Regions from separate parts of the Homo sapiens genome. Here region 2 is linked to region 1. A link is an interaction called in ENCODE POLR2A ChIA-PET data of the cell type or tissue named here. Cell type or tissue: PC-9. All regions are shown on one strand.

Region 1 (8,000 bases):
TTGTACTACAGGTGCCAGTCAGGGGGAAACGGATTGGAAAGTGAGGGTCTTGCCCTGGGAGAGTGCCCACCCCTTCCTCGCTGGTCCCATGTCAGTCGTCCCAAGTCAGTCCTCATCACATCCAGTGCCCATCCCCCTCCCCACCCCCTCACCCTGGCTCCTGTTGCTCCCTGGAGGGTCCTTGAAGCCCTTCTGGTTGCTGTAGCCCGGGCGACTGCCTGCCATGCCTCCGAAGGCCCTCCATGTTTAGCTGGAGTGATGCAGTATTGGGGGATCCAGTTGCCTCTCGTTTCTCCAGCAGAGGGGAGCTTCCTCAGGGACTGGCACTATGTTCTCCCTTCCTCTGTGTGTGGTCCCTCTCTGGGACCAGGCAGGATTTGTGCAGTGGGCAGCAGGCGTGATTTTGAGGGACCCTAGGAAGGACCTTACCTACCCCTGTATGCCTTACTTTTTAAAATCCCATAATTAGATGGGGTTTCACTCCTTTAATTCCTGTTACGATTCATATGCCTCTGAGAGAGAGTATAGTAGATCATTTCTTTTTTTTTTTGAGACAGAGTTTCACTCTTGTCGCCCAGGCCAGAATGAAGTGGCACAATCACGGCCCACTGCAACCTCCACCCCCTGGGTTCAAGCAGTTCTGCCTCAGCCTCCTGAATAGCTAGGATTACAGGCATGTGCCACCCCACCTGGCTAACTTTTGTATTTTAGTAGAGACAGAGTTTTGCCATGTTAGCCAGGCTGGTCTCGAACTCCTGACCTCAGGTGATCCACTTGCTTCGGCCTCCCAAAGTGCTAGGATTACAGGCATGAGTGGAGCATAGTAGATCTTATCATTCATTTACACTTTAGTGTGAAGTAGTTCACAGCATCCTTCCTGAGAGCAGGCACATATTAGGCACTTGATCATGGACATCATGCCTAATGTGTGCCCTGCTCTTATTGAAAAGCCTTTCATGCATTATCTCATTTAATCTTCACAACTCTGTGAGGTAGGAACTAGTATAATCCCTGTTTTACAGATGAGAAAACTGAGGTCCAGAGGAGTTAAGGACCTTGCCAAAGGTCTCCAAGCAGTGGAGCAGGGATGTGAACACAAGAAGTCTGGTTCCAGAGCCTGCACTGCCTATCCCTCCACTGAGATAATCCCTAACACTCTTTAGTTGACAAATGTATTCATATACATTTTTTGGGTCTCCCTACAATTCAGCGAGGTAGTTGCTATGGTCACTCCCATTTTATAGAGGAGAATATTTAAGTGGCTAAGTTCAGTCAATAGTGAGCAGCAGGTCCAGAGTTTAGACCAGTGCCCCATTTCAAATGGGCTCTTCTCCCTGGACCCCACACAGCACCTGGTAAGAGGAGAGCCTTGAGTCAGTTCCCTGGTGTCCTGGGGACAGAGGGAGAGTGTGGTGCGGATGGAAGCTGGGAGCTTCCAGAACAAACTCAACCCTTCCTTCATTCTTCCTCTTCTCCCTCCTGCCTTCTCTTCCTTCTTTCTACTCATTCATTCATCCACCTGACCACCTGGTAAGGGTCAAAGCTGTGGGTATGACCATAACAAGTGTCCCTCAAAGAGCTGACAGGCTAAAAACTGGCGGGGCAAGGTGGCTTATGCCTGTAATCCCAGCTCTTTGGGAGACTGAGGTGGGAGGATCACTTGAGCCCAGGAGATCAAGGCTGCAGTGATCCATGATTGCACTCTAGCCTGGGCTACAGAGTGAGACTGTCTCAAAACAAAAACTAACAACACATGCTGTTTGTTGAGTGTTAATGGTGAGTAAGGCTCTGTGCTGAGTGCTGAGCATGCCACACCCTCACAACCATCTTTTTTAGGTAGGAGACTGGGGCTTAGGAAGGACTGCCCCAGGCCGGGCGCGGTGGCTCAGGCCTGTACTCCCAGCACTTTGGGAGGCCAAGGCGGGCAGATCACCTGAGGTCAGGAGTTCGAGACCAGCCTGGCCAACATGGTGAAACCCCATCTCTACTAAAAATACAAAAATTAGCTGGGTGTGGTGGTGGGCGCCTGTAGTCCAAGCTACTTGGGAGGCTGAGGCAGGAGAATTGCTTGAACCGGGACCCGAGAGGCAGAGGTTGCAGTGAGCCAAGATCACGCCATTGCACTCCAGCCTGGGCTACAGAGCAAGACTACGTCTCAAAAAAAAAAAAAAAAAAAAAAAAAAAGGAAGGACTGCCCCAAGGCCAACTCCAGCCTGACTCCATAGTGGGAGCATCTCACCATCTCACCACTAGGCTGGACTGCCTCCCTCTTGGAGTATAGTGAGGGCCAAGTGGGTACTTATGGATAATGAACATACACACACACACACACACACACACACACACACACACCCCTCTGGCTCTTTGACTCCAGCTCCCAACACCAGAGGCAGCCATCTCTGCTGTCTTCTAGCACTTGCCTACCACCAGGAGCCAGGCCACCTCAAAGAGGAAGCAGAATGGGGAGGGCCACCTCACACAGCAGGGACAGGCCACACACTTCAGGACCTGTGGATGGTACCTCTCAGGGAGATTGAACGAGAGTGACTTAACCAGAGCTCCTAGAAGGGCTTGCAGGGTGTGGGGGAGGCCTTGACTGGTCTCCCTGGACAGACTTCTAAGCATGACTTCGTTGCGCCTCAGTTTCCTATTCTGTATTTGACCTGCTTACAAGCTGCATCTGAAGGATTAGCCATCGGAAACTTCCTAGAACTGGCTGGATGCTTCATCCGCCCTGCCTGCTGACCTGGTTCTTCCCTGTTCTTCATGGCGATGGTTTGCTACTTTACAGATGTGGAAACAGGGCTCAGAGGGGTGGGCCCAAGCCACCTAAGGAGTGTTAGAAATTTAATGTGAGAACCCACCCAGGTCTCAATTTTAATACCCCATCAAGTTTCTACTAAGCACTCACGTATGCCAGAGTCTGAGCTAAGCCCAGGAGATAGAGCAGTGAGCAGGGTAGGTTTTTCCCACCTCTGGGGCACCAATTCTAGGAGGGGTGCCAGACAAAGAAATGATGTAGGACAAAGTGACAAGAGTGAGAAGACTTGGCAGGGCAGAGGACAGTGGGCTGCTCAGGGCTGTGTCAGCTACCATACTTGGGAGGACCCAGCGGAGCAAAGGTTTGGGGACTGTGGAGTTGCTGTGGGGGAGGCTGGGGTCGCAGATCTCAGTATTTCTGTCTTAAGTGGGGTGCTGACTCAGAGGGAGAGAGTTGGAGCTACCTCAGCCTCAAAAATACCGAGACCAAGCCCACTTTCAGCCTCTGCCGCTGCTCTCAGGCCATACTCTGCTTACCTGGAATTTCAAACCCAACAATTTCCTTGTCTTGGGTGGTTTCCAGCCCCACCTGCTTTCCTGGAGCCTAGCTCATCCATCACTCCTGCCAGGCGTGTACTAGTGTCACTCTGAGTAACTCCAGGTACCCAGGGTGACCTCACCTGCTCCTGATTCAGTTTGAGTCATTCTCCCCATTTCTAGAAGATGGCTCTTGGCCATTCTTTTTTTTTCTTTTTTTAGACCGAGTCTTACTCTTGTTGCCCAGGCTGGAGTCCAAAGGCATGATCTCGGCTCACCGCAACCTCCGCCACTCGGGTTCAAGCGATTCTCCTGCCTCAGCCTCCTGAGTAGCTGGGATTACAGGCATGTGCCACCATTCCCGGCTAATTTTGTATTTTTAGCAGAGATGGGGTTTTTCCATGTTGGTCAGGCTGGTCTCAAACTCCCGACCTCAGGTGATCTGCCCACCTCGGCCTCCCAAAGTGCTGGGATTACAGGCGTGAGACACTGCGCCCAGCCAGCTCTTGGCCATTCTTACCTCGTGCTCCAGCACCTACGGCCTCTGGGAGCAGCAGGTCCCCCTCCCCAACCTGCTGATTAACCAAGTCTATGGCAGGGAAGGGTGGGGAAACAGAGGCAGGCCTGGGCCCACCTAAAAATGAGGCAGGATCCCCAGCAGGAGATGTGGGGGAGCCCTAGAAGGGAACCCTCAGCCATGGGAATTAACTCCCTCCCTCTTCAGCTCATCTCTGCTATCTCCTTTCCAATAATCACCAACATTCTCCAATCTACTTTCCTATTTTGAAATAATTTTTAAGTTTTTAATGTTTTTGTAGAGATGGGGTCTCGCTATATTGCCCAGGCTGGATTCAAACTCCTGGGCTCAAGTGATCCTCCTGCCTCAGTCTCCCAAATATTTATAGCTGGGATTATAGGTGCGGGCCATCACGCCAGGCTTACTTTCCTGTTTTTAACAGGAAAAGGACATTACGTGGGAAGAACAGCGATTGTTAATTGATCATTTGATTGATTGAGCTGGGCACTCTCTAGAAATTAGAGTCTTACAATATTTCATGATTTGTTTTCATTTTCCAGATGAGGAAACTGAGGCTCAGAGAGGATACTTGACTTATCCAAGGTCACACAGCAAGGAATTGGCTGAGCTGGGTTGGAACCCAGGTGTATCTGACTTCAGAGTTGTTTAACCAGGGCCATGTACTTAACCACCACACTCCCCAGCTGCCCACAGATGGGAGAGATAAGAGGAAGATCACTCCACCCACAGAGCTGGAGCCTGCTCAGATCCAGCCTCATGCACCACCCCCAGATCCCTTTGTAGTAGTATAGGAGGGGACAGGAGCTCTACCCAAGAGTTTGAGGGCCATCACTTCCTTAGTGGGAAGAGCCCACCACAGGGCACTCCCCTTGCGAGCGAGTGGGCCAGACCTGTGCAGCTTGGTAGGAGTCATGGCTGGGGATCCTGCCTCATTTGTAGGTGGGCCTAGGCCTGCCTGTCTGTTTCCCTAACCTTTCCTCCCATAGCTGGTCCCTAGTCCCCTACAGATTCCTCCCACCAGCCTCTTGGACTCCAGCCTCCCTCTCCCACCCATCCAACCCTCATGCCAGACGAGGCCGTGCAGCTAGGAGCTGTTCCTTCCAACATGGAGACCACTGCCATGTGTGGCTGTTGAGCCCTTGACATGTGCCTAATGCTGCTGAGGAGCTGCACTTTAAATTTTATTTAATTTGGCCGGGCGCAGTGGCTCAAGCCTGTAATCCCAGCACTTAGGGAGGCCGAGGCGGGCGGATCACGAGGTCAGGAGATCAAGACCATCCTGGTTAACACGGTGAAACCCTGTCTCTACTAAAAATACAAAAAAATTAGCCGGGCGTAGTGGCGGGCGCCTGTAGTCCCAGCTACTCGGGAGGCTGAGGCAGGAGAATGGCGTGAACCCAGGAGGCAGAGCTTGCAGTGAGCCGAGATCACGCCACTGCACTCCAGCCTGGGGGACAGAGTGAGACTCCGTCTCAAAAAAAATTTTTTTAAATTTAATTTTAATTAATGTACCTCTAAGTTTAAAAAGTGATACTCAGCCAGGCAAGGTGGCTCATGGCTCATGCCTGCAATCCTAGCACTTTGGGAGGCCAAGGCGGGCAGATCACGAGGTCAGGAGCTCAAGAGCAGCCTGGCCAACATGGTGAAACACTGTCTCTACTAAAAATACAAAAATTAGCTGGGCGTGGTGGCGGGTACCTGCAATCCCAGCTACTCAGGAGGCTGAGGCAGGAGAATCACTTGAACCCGGGAGGCGGAGGTTGCAGTGAGCCGAGATTGCACCGTTCCACTCCAGCCCAGGCGACAGAGCAAGACTCCCTCTCAAAAAAAAAAAAAAAAAAAAAGTGATACTCCATTCAGATATTGGAAAATGTTTAAGTATGTTTGGAACAACTTGTGTACATGAATCTAGTTTTTCAACTGCAAATTTTATGAAATCTAAATACAGATCATTTTTCTGATGAAAATTTAGCAAATGCTGCCGGGCGCGGTTGCTCATGCCTGTAATCCCAGCACTATGGGAGGCTCAGGCGGGGTATCACGAGGTCAGGAGATCAAGACCATCCTGGCTAACACGGTGAAACCCCGTCTCTACTAAAAATACACACACACACACACACACACACACACACACACACAAATTAGCCGGGCGGGGCGGTGGGCGCCTGTAGTCCCAGCTACTTGCGAGGCTGAGGCAGGAGAATGGCATGAACCCGGGAGGCGGAGCTTGCAGTGAGAGGAGATCGCGCCACTGCACTCCAGTCTGGGCAACAGAGCAAGACTCCATCTCAAAAAAAAAAAAAAAAAAAAAGAAAAGAAAAAAGAAAATTTAGCAATGCTGTAACTATAAACTAGGTACCAGATTTTGGAGACATAGTTAAAGAAAATGTAAAATACCTAATTCATATTTTTATATTGATTCATGTTTAATGATACCATTTTTATGTCAATGTTTGTTTGTTTGTTTGTTTGTTTGTTTTGAGACGGAGTTTCGCTCTTGTTGCCCAGGCTGGAGTGCAGTGGCGCGATCTCGGCTCACTGCAACCTCCGCCTCCCGGGTTCAAGCGATTCTCCTGCCTCAGCCTTCCTGAGTAGCTGGGATTACAGGCATGCAACACCACGCCTGGCTAATTTTGTATTTTTAGTAGAGACGGGATTTCTCCATGTTGGTCAGGCTGGTCTCAAACTCCGGACCTCAGATGATCCACCTGCTTTGGCCTCCCAAAGTGCTGGGATTACACGGGCATGAGCCACCAGGCCCGGCCTTTTATGTCAGATTAAATAAAATGTTATTAAAGTTAATGTCACCTGATTCTATATTTTAGTGAGGCTAATGGAAAATTTTAAATTACTTATGTGGCTCTTATTATATTTCTTTTTTTTTTTTTTGAGACAGAGTCTTGCTCTATCCCCCATGCTGGAGTGCAGTGGCGTGATCTCAGCTTACTGCAACCTCCACCTCCTGAGTTCAAGCGATTCTCATGCCTCAGCTTCCCGAGTAGCTGGGATTACAGGTGCCTGCTACCACGCCGAGCTAATTTTTGTATTTTTGGTAGAGATGGGGTTTCACCATGTTGGCCAGGCTGATCTTGAACTCCTGACTTCAGCGATCTGCCCGCCCTGGCCTCCCAAAGTTCTGGGATTACAGGCATGAGTCACCGCACCCAGCCCTGTATTATATTTCTATTGGACACTGCTAGCCCGGAGGTCAAATGTGGAGGTTCGCCGCGCACGGTGGTTCACGCCTGTAATCCCAGCACTTTGGGAAGCTGAGGTGGACAGATCACCTTAGGTCAGGAGTTCAAGACCAGCCTGGCCAATATGGTGAAACCCCATTTCTAATAAAAATACAAAAAAAATTAGCCGGATGTGGTGGTGTGCACCTGTAGTCCCAACTACTAGGGAGGCTGAGGCAGGAGAATTGCTTGAACCTGGGAGGTGGAGGTTGCAGTGAGCCAAGATCAGGCCACTGCACTCCAGCCTAGGCAGTAAAGTGAGACTCCGTCTTAAAAAAAAAAAAAAAACAGGCCGGGCGCGGTGGCTCACGCCTGTAATCCCAGCACTTTGGGAGGCCGAGGCGGGTGGATCATGAGGTCAGGAGATCGAGACCATCCTGGCTAACAAGGTGAAACCCCATCTCTACTAAAAATACAAAAAATTAGCCAGGCGCGGTGGCGGGCGCCTGTAGTCCCAGCTACTCGGGAGGCTGAGGCAGGACAATGGCGTGAACCCGGGAAGCGGAACTTGCAGTGAGCCGAGATTGCGCCACTGCAGTCCGCAGTCCGGCCTGGGCGACAGAGCGAGACTCCGTCTCAAAAAACAAACAAAAAAAACAAGTGGAGGTTCGAATCCTGTCTCTGTGTGTCCTTGAGCAACTTCACAAACCTCTCTTGGCCTCAGTTTCCTCACCTATAAAACAGGTGGCACCTTTCCCATACAGTTGCTCAGAGGAATGAATGAGATAATGTTTGTAAGGCACTTAGCACAGTGCCTGGCATATAGTAGGTGCTCAGAAAAAAAAAAAATATATATATATATATAGTTATTATAGACTTCCTTTCACCAAGACATTCCAAAGTACAGATCAGTGAATCTCAGCAATATTTACTGAGGCTGGATGCGGTGGCTCACACCTGCAATCCCAACACTTTGGGAAGCGAAGGTG
Region 2 (8,000 bases), 460 kb before region 1:
CCAGTGTCATCTGTAATTCAACCAACCTGCATGATACATAATAGAAGGAGGAAAATACTGATGATCAGAAAATCTGGCTGAAGTCTTAACTTTGCCATTAATTGGCAGCATGCTATTAAACAGAATATAAGCTCCGGACTCAAATAGACCTGGATTGAAATCTGGGCTTTAAGACCTTTGGGTAAGGGTGGCTCAGTTTGTGCACAGTACAAAGGCATCAAGGAAGCAAAATAAGGCTGAAATTCTGCCCATGTTCAGCTCACAGATGCTGAAATAAGTGGCATCTAAGCACAGGTCCCCAAGTTACTGCTTCGGGTGGTGTGCCAGGCCAGAGGAAGTTTGGCTTCCTCATTGGTTCACCACAGGGGGTAACTTTCCTAATTCAAACAGAAGTCTCTCATAGCTAGTGGTGGCTCTGCCTACTCTGCTACTTACCATATAACAATTGCTACTTGCAATATAATCTAGGGTAAGTTACTTAATCACTCTAAACCTCAGTTTCCTCATCTGGGAAATATGGCTGAAAACAGTACTTACTTCATAGTGTGGGTTTGTGTGTGTGTGTGTTTTGTTTTTTTGTTTTTTTTGGACAAAGTCTTCTTGCTCTGTCACCCAGGCTAGAGTGCAGTGGCGTGATCACAGATCACTGCAATCTCAATCTCCCAGGCTCCGGTAATCCTCCCACATCATCCTCCCAAGTAGCTGGGTCCAGAAGCGCATGCCACCACCACACCCAGCTAGTATTTTGTATTTTTTATAGAGACAGGATTTTGCCATGTTGCCCAGGTTGGTCTCAAACTTCTGGGCTCAAGCGATCTACCAGCCTCAGCCTCTCAAAGTTCTGGGACTACAGGCATAAGCCATTACGCCCGGCCCATTATGTGGTTTTCAGTATTAAATGAAATGATGCAAGTTAAGGTGCCAGGTACTTAATAGGTTCTCAATAAACTGTAACTATTAATATCATAATCTCTCTCAGCCTCAGATTCCTAATACACTAAAAATGAATACCACCTACTGCACAAGACATTTCTGGGAATGTTGAATGAAATTTGATAAATGAACAAGCAGTTTATAAACTATATTGTACAATGTAACAACGAGTAAATATAAAGGGTTCTTGGTAACTAGAACTTAATGTATTAATATGATGGAATGTCAAGTAATATTTTTGCTGCTGGTATTAACTCATTTAAAATTTTTACATCATATATTCTTATTTTGGGTGTTACTTATTTTAGGGAAGATAATCATGCTCACAGATCACTTTAAACTGTGAGAAAAAAATTATTTCATTAGCGATATATGTAAACAATACAAATCTAAGAGGTCTAAGGTTAACTGGTATCCTCCAAGAAAGAAAAATTCTTCACCCTATAATGTTTGAAGCAACTTTTTAAAAAGTCACCACAACCACTGAACTTTCTTGCTTTAAATTAGGGCCTCTCAATAGAAAAGATGGTGTTTTATATCCACATGTCATGCAGAAACCAGCAGACTGTTATGATGTTATGATGGCATAACTGCATCTTCTCTGAACTTGGAAATGGCATTCTTCAGAGACTGCCTGTTGATTCATTTCAACTTCAAAATGAATATTTGACCTTGCTTCTTTAAGAAGGGCTCCTTCCACCTTTACTGTAATGTTTGGGATATTTAAAGCTTCTATTACCATAAATTCCAAACTTACAGTCACACAGCAGCCATTGCTCTGCTATAAGAAACACACACCACAGGCCTACAAATGAGAGGATTTTAATAGGTCTCCAGTTCTGTAACTAAATGTTTCCTGTGACCCATGCAGCAGGCAAAACCCAAAACAAAACTAACACCAGATCCCATATTGTCCTTCATATCTCTTTGTCTTCCAAATGTGCCCTCAGTTTTGTTGTTGCTTTGTTGCTATTCATGTTTATTACTGCCACCAAAAAGCTAGCCACACATTTATCAATACAGTACTAAGAAAAGAATGTTTTCAACGTCATTAATGCCTATATGTTCTTAGCATTTAGACATAAAGCACATTCTATATTTACTGTGGATTATTTTGCCCATTCAAAAAAACATTTGGAGGGTGGGCGTGGTGCCTCATGCCTGTAATCCCAGCACACTGGGAGGCCGAGGCAGGCAGATCACTTGAGGCCAGGAGTTCAAGACCAGCCTGACCAACATGGTGAAACCCTGTCTCTAGTATTAAAAAAAAAAAAAAAAATCTGGACCTGTCACTTATGTCCTCAGCAGACTGATCTTCTCTGAGATAATGCGTGAAAAGTATTATCTCCTAAGGGTTGACTTCAAATAGACAAATGAATTAAAGATATAAATGTGCGGCCGGGCATGGTGGCTCACACCTGTAATCCCAGCACTTTGGGAGGCCTAGGGGGGTGGATCACGAAGTCAGGAGATCGAGACCATCCTGGCTAACATGGTGAAACCCCGTCTCTATTAAAAATACAAAAAATTGGCTCAGCGTGGTGGCGGGTGCCTGTAGTCCTAGCTACTCGGGATGCTGAGGCAGTAGAATCACTTTAACCCAGGAGGTGGAGGCTGCAGTGAGCCGAGATGGCACCACTGCACTCCAGCCTGGGCGACAGAGCCAGACTCTGTCTCAGGAAAAAAAAAAAAGAAAGTCTGTCACATGTACCCAAGCAGGCCTGCACAAGAATGTTCACAGTGGCATCTGAATGAATGACACTGAGGGATTAATAACAATGTCTCAAAGGAATGACACTGAGGGATTAATAACAATGTCTCAAAGGAAGCCAGACCCTCGGGAACCTGTGCAACAACAACATCATTAAGAAGAGAAAGAGGTGGAGTGCAGCGGCTCACACCCGTAATCCCAGCACTTTGGGAGGCCAAGGTGGGCGGATCACTTGAGGCCAGGAGTTTGAGACCAGCCTGGCCAACATGGTGAAACCCCGTCTCTACCAAAAAATACAAAAATTAGCCAGGCATTGTGGTGCATGCCTGTAGTCCCAGCTACTCAGGAGGCTGAGGCACGAAAATCACTTGAACCCAGGAGGCAGAGGTTGCAGTGAGTCAAGATCATGCCACTGCATTCTAGCCCGGGGAAACAGAATGAGACTCTGTCTCAAAAAAAAAAAAAAAAAAAAAAAAAAAAAAGAAGAAGAAGAAGATGTTAGAGAAAAAAAAACCATTTGAGGCTGGGTGCGGTGGCTCATACCTATAATCCCAGGACTTTAGGAGTCCGAGGCAGGTGGATCACTTGAGGTCAGGAGTTCGAGGCCAGCCTGGCCAACATGGTGAAACCCCATCTCTACCAAAAATATAAAAAAATTAGCCAGGTATGGTGGCGTGTGCCTGTAATCCCAGCTACTCGGGAGGCTGAGGCAGGAAAAACGCTTGAACCCAGGAGATGGAGATTGCAGTGAGCCGAGATCATGCCACTGCATTCCAGCCTGGGCAACAGAGCAAAACTCTGTCTCCAAAAAAATAAAATAAAAAATAAAAATGAATTAAAATATCAAACTATTGAAACATGCAATAACATGGATGAACCTCAAAGGCATTGTGCTGAGTGAAATAAGCTAATCTAAGCTAAATAAGCAACATAAATGTTATAAACTATTTGATTTCATTTATATGACAATCTGCAAAAGGCAAAAGTATAGAAACAGAACAAATGAAAGGTTGTCAGGGGGGTTAGGGATGAGAGGAAGAACTGAATTCAAATGGGCAGCACAAGAGAAATTTAGGGGCAATGAAACTGTTCTGCATTCTGATTGTGAAGGTGGTTACACAAATCTATGTAAATTCATAGACACGTACATCAAAAAAAGGTCAATTTTATTAAATATAGACTTCAAAGTCTGAAAAAAATCAGTATCTCCTCCAAATGATGCATATCTGTGTCGTCACATACCTACTTCTTGAAAATGTAAAAGCCTACTGGATCATGCAGTTAGACACCCATCCACATAAATGCTAGGATATCTCCCTCAAAGATGGTTAACAAGAAGCCTAAATAAGCGTACTGAACAACGCTCTTAAAAATCAAATTTGTAATCAATGCCTTGCAACAAAGTTTTCTCAGAGCTCAGTTTTGTACCTATTTTATTATCTTAATCTAGAATTTAAAAATAATAATATTACACAATTAAAAGGAAACATCCTTCAGTCACATTGGTATTCATGCACGTAAAACCTTCTTGCAGATATGGGAGAAACTGTTCGTCTGTTAAATTAAAATTATTTACCTTTTCCCTCTTAATCTCTCCAGTTCAGTGTTCCCTGAATAAAAAGTGTTCTAAGCTCTGAGATGAAGGAGACCTCACTCACAGATCAGGAACTTTACACTGATGAATTCTGTGACTTCACTTCCTACAGCCTACCAGGATTCTCCAAAAAGAAGGTAGCAAAGGCTGGGCACAGTGGCTCACACCTGTAATCCCAGCACTTCGGGAGGCCAAGTCAAAGCAGGCGGATCACCTGAAGTCAGGAGTTCAAGACCAGCCCAGTCAACATGGTGAAACCCTGCCTCTACTGAAAAAAAAAAAAAAAAGTACAAAAATTAGCTGGACATGGTAGCACACGCCTGTAGTCCCAGCTACTTGGGAGGCTGAGGCAGGAGAATCACTTGAACCTGGGAGGCGGAGGCTGCAGTGAGCTGAGATCACGCCACTGCACTCCAGCCTGGGCAACAGAGCAAGACTCCGTCTCATTTAAAAAAAAGAAGGTAGCAAAGCTACAACAGCACCCTTTAACTAGGGTGACCATATGTCCCAATTTGCCTGGGATAGTCCAGCTTAACACCTGCTCCTGTAACATATTTATTGTCAGCACTCTCTTTCACTCAAAAGGCACTGCAATTTAGAGGTGACTTATATGGCCATCCTAACCCCCTTTAAGAACCTAACTTTTAATCCTTATCTATCACCAAGACATAGAAAGCAGTCCTTACAAACACAAGTCCCTATAATAGGCCAAAAAAGGCAGAACATTTAATTTGATCAACCTAATGTGTTGTATTTATTTTGTAATTATAAGCTAATAAAATTATATTCTTTGCATTATATAATTGCATATAAATAGCTTCACACTCTAGTAAATACCTTATACCTTAGAAGAAAAGCTCCTATCAGTCAGGTTGGAGAAAAATAAATCACTCATTTAAAATCTCTGCCCATGTCACCATTCTCAAGTTGGTTTTTGATTTTAGAGGCAAGGTTTTTCACTCAGTCGTCCAGGATGAAGTGCCGTGGCATGATTACGGCTCACTGTAGCCTTGTCCTCCAGGGCTCAAGCAATCCTCCCACCTCAGTCTCCCAAGTAGCTGAGACCACATACATGTGCCACCATGACTGGCAAAAAAAAAACAACATTTTTTTTTTCAATTATTGGGAGAGATGAGATTTCACCATGTTGCTGTTGCCCAGACTGGTCTTGAACTCCTGGGCTCAAACAATCCTCCCACCTTGGCCTCCCAAAGTGTTCGGATTATAGGCGTGAGCCATCATAATCCAACATTCTCAAGTTTTACAGCTATTTGATAGTGTGGAATAGTGAGTGCTTTTCATCCCAATTTAGGATGCTGTGTGGCAAATTCTAGAGAAGCTAAATGACTCTAACATCTTAATCCTCAGATGGAAAGTTTACCTGTTTCCTTAAAGTAATACCACTGTCAAGGAAAGAACAGGTTTCAAATTATAATTATTTTCTTGAGACTGTAACAAACATGGATCAGGATGTCCTTCCCTTAGAGTTTATCTTTTTTTTTTTAAACAATGAAGTATTTCTTCAGAGAATGAATTAACCAGACTCCTTATATCTCCTTTTTAAAATTTATTATTTGTAGAGACAGGGTCTTGCTATGTTGCCTAGGCTGGTCTCAAACTCCTGGGTTCAAATGATTCTCCCCTCTAGGCTTCTCAAACCACCAGGATTACAGGCATGAGCCACCTCGCCCAGCCATTATATCTCCTTGACATTCACTTTGGATAGTTCACTAGACAGGAAAAAAGTTATTACTTATCACTCCTTGTTAATCGATCTGATGGGGAAAAGATAACAAAATGCAGAACTACACTGTTCAATATGACAGTTACACGCTCTACTGAGCACTTAAAATGTGTCTAATCTAACGATAATTAAGACGGTTGGCCGGTGCGGTGGCACACGCCTGTAATCCCAGCACTTCGGGAGGCCAAGGCGGGCGGATCACCTGAAGTCAGGAGTTCAAGAACAGACTGGCCAACCTGGTGAAACCGCATCTCTACTAAAAATACAAAAATTAGCTGGGCGTGGTGGCGGGCACCTGTAGTCCCAGCTACTCAGGTGGCTGAGGCAGGAGAATCACTTGAACCCGGGAGGCAGAGGTTGCAGTGAGCTGAGATCGTGCCATTGCACTCCAGCCTGGGCGACAGAGCAAGACTCCGTCTCAAAAAAAAAAAAAGATGGTTGTCGTAAGACTCTTGAAGATTAAGTATGAAAAAAAGGATGTAACTCATTAATTTTTATATTGAATAGTGAAATATTTTTATATTATGTTAAATAAAATATATTATTCAAATTAATTTTACTTGTTTCTTTCCACTTTTTAAAATACGGCTACTAAAATATTTTAAATTAAATATTTGGCCATATTACACTTCCATGGTTTGGTTTGGTTTTGTTTTTTTCTGAGACAGGATCTCGTTCTGTCAAGCCAGTGGCATGATCATGGCTCACTGCAGCTGCGACCTCCCAGGCTCAAGTGATCCTCCCACTCTGCCTCCAGAATAGCTGGGACCACAGGCGTACGTCACCACATCTAGCTTTTTTATTTTTTTCCTTTCTTTTTTTGGTAGAGACGAGGTCTCCCTGTGTTACCCTGACTGGGCTCAAGGGCTCAAGCGATCCTCCTGCCTCAGCTTCCCAAAGTGTTGGGATTACAGGCATAAGCCACCGTGCCTGACCTATTTCTATGTTTTTATGTGTTTCCAAAATAATTTTTGTATTACCAATAGCAGGCATAACAGGCACTGCAGCGAAGTGCAAAAGCAACAAAATTATCTGTAACAAGAACAGTCCTTATTACCTCATCATAACAAGCACTATACATTCTTTAACATATTTTTTAAAACAACGAAAAGAAAAGAAAACCAACAAAAACTCAGAGTTTTTAAAAATGCACTACTCCTTACTTTTCTGGTTCAGAATATATTCTTAATCCTCCAAGAATGCATTAAGTATCTATAACATTCGTATAGACATTGTGTGATCCCTGAAATATCTGCAAACAACACAACAGTGGATTCTGGAAGACCATAATGCCAGCTTGGGAAACCCATGGCAACAGAGAAGGAGTGCAATGGGGAATGAGGAAGCAAAACACAGGCACTAAACATGGACTAAAAGCAGCAAGTGGAAGCAACCAGAGTTAAAAATCAGCACCTCTGCCCTGCACATAGTCCCTAACTTTTTCGTTATATTTTTAGTTTATATTTTTAGCTGGTTTTGGTCACATTTCCAGAGTTAGGCTGAAAAGGCCCAGACAGTTTCATTGTTAGGTTCAGAATTACATTTATATTTCCAAATTTCAAAGAGACTAAATTCATGCCTAGCAACCTACCACTAAGTGTTTACCAAACTTCTAGATAGAGATCATAAATTAGTCACCTCCCCAATTCAGTACATAATAACTACATGTCTTGATATCTCAGAGTCGGCAGGGATTAGAAGTCCAAATAAGTTATTTTTTTTCTGAACCCTGGGTTACCTTCCATGGAAGCAATTATAAGAAATTTGGCATTAAGTTTACATTTCAGATGGCTGCTAAACATTACAATTATGCAATTAGCACAGAATCCCCAAACACATAAGGGCTAGTGTAATCTCTGTTTGGAGACAACTTCAGACATTTCAAACACTGAAGTCTTATTACATACCCTAGAACCAGAAGAAGGCCTGAAAATAACAGACTTGGGCTTGCTGCTTAGGATACTGTTCTAATAGATACAATTCAAACATTCAACTTAATCAGAGCATTTAAGTCAGAT

What was found. Peaks named below come from ENCODE experiments on the same cell type or tissue, not always from the same donor. Only the 100,000 strongest peaks of a DNase experiment are listed, where the experiment ranks them.
Region 2: POLR2A ChIA-PET joins it to region 1 with 5 read pairs; 2 of 35 experiments call an interaction of 5 or more read pairs at or near these places.

What each region holds. Positions count from the first base shown.
Region 1 is chr10:72,287,777-72,295,776 of GRCh38, reverse strand. No RefSeq gene overlaps it. Among named protein-coding and RNA genes, the nearest start is that of DDIT4, 18 kb to the right of the region's middle. RefSeq lists a silencer at 3,150-3,199 and an enhancer at 3,400-3,539. In PC-9, no CTCF peak of the experiment used is centred here; DNase peaks (open chromatin) are centred at 3,386 and 4,526; H3K4me3 peaks cover 354 bases; H3K27ac peaks cover 3,208 bases.
Region 2 is chr10:72,746,468-72,754,467 of GRCh38, reverse strand. All of the region lies in intron 1 of MCU (mitochondrial calcium uniporter), which reads right to left. It overlaps LOC124902450 (a long non-coding RNA gene), which reads right to left and starts at 2,874. Exons shown (of 2, transcript XR_007062189.1): 1 at 1-2,874. In PC-9, no CTCF peak of the experiment used is centred here; DNase peaks (open chromatin) are centred at 7,307 and 7,617; H3K27ac peaks cover 1,228 bases.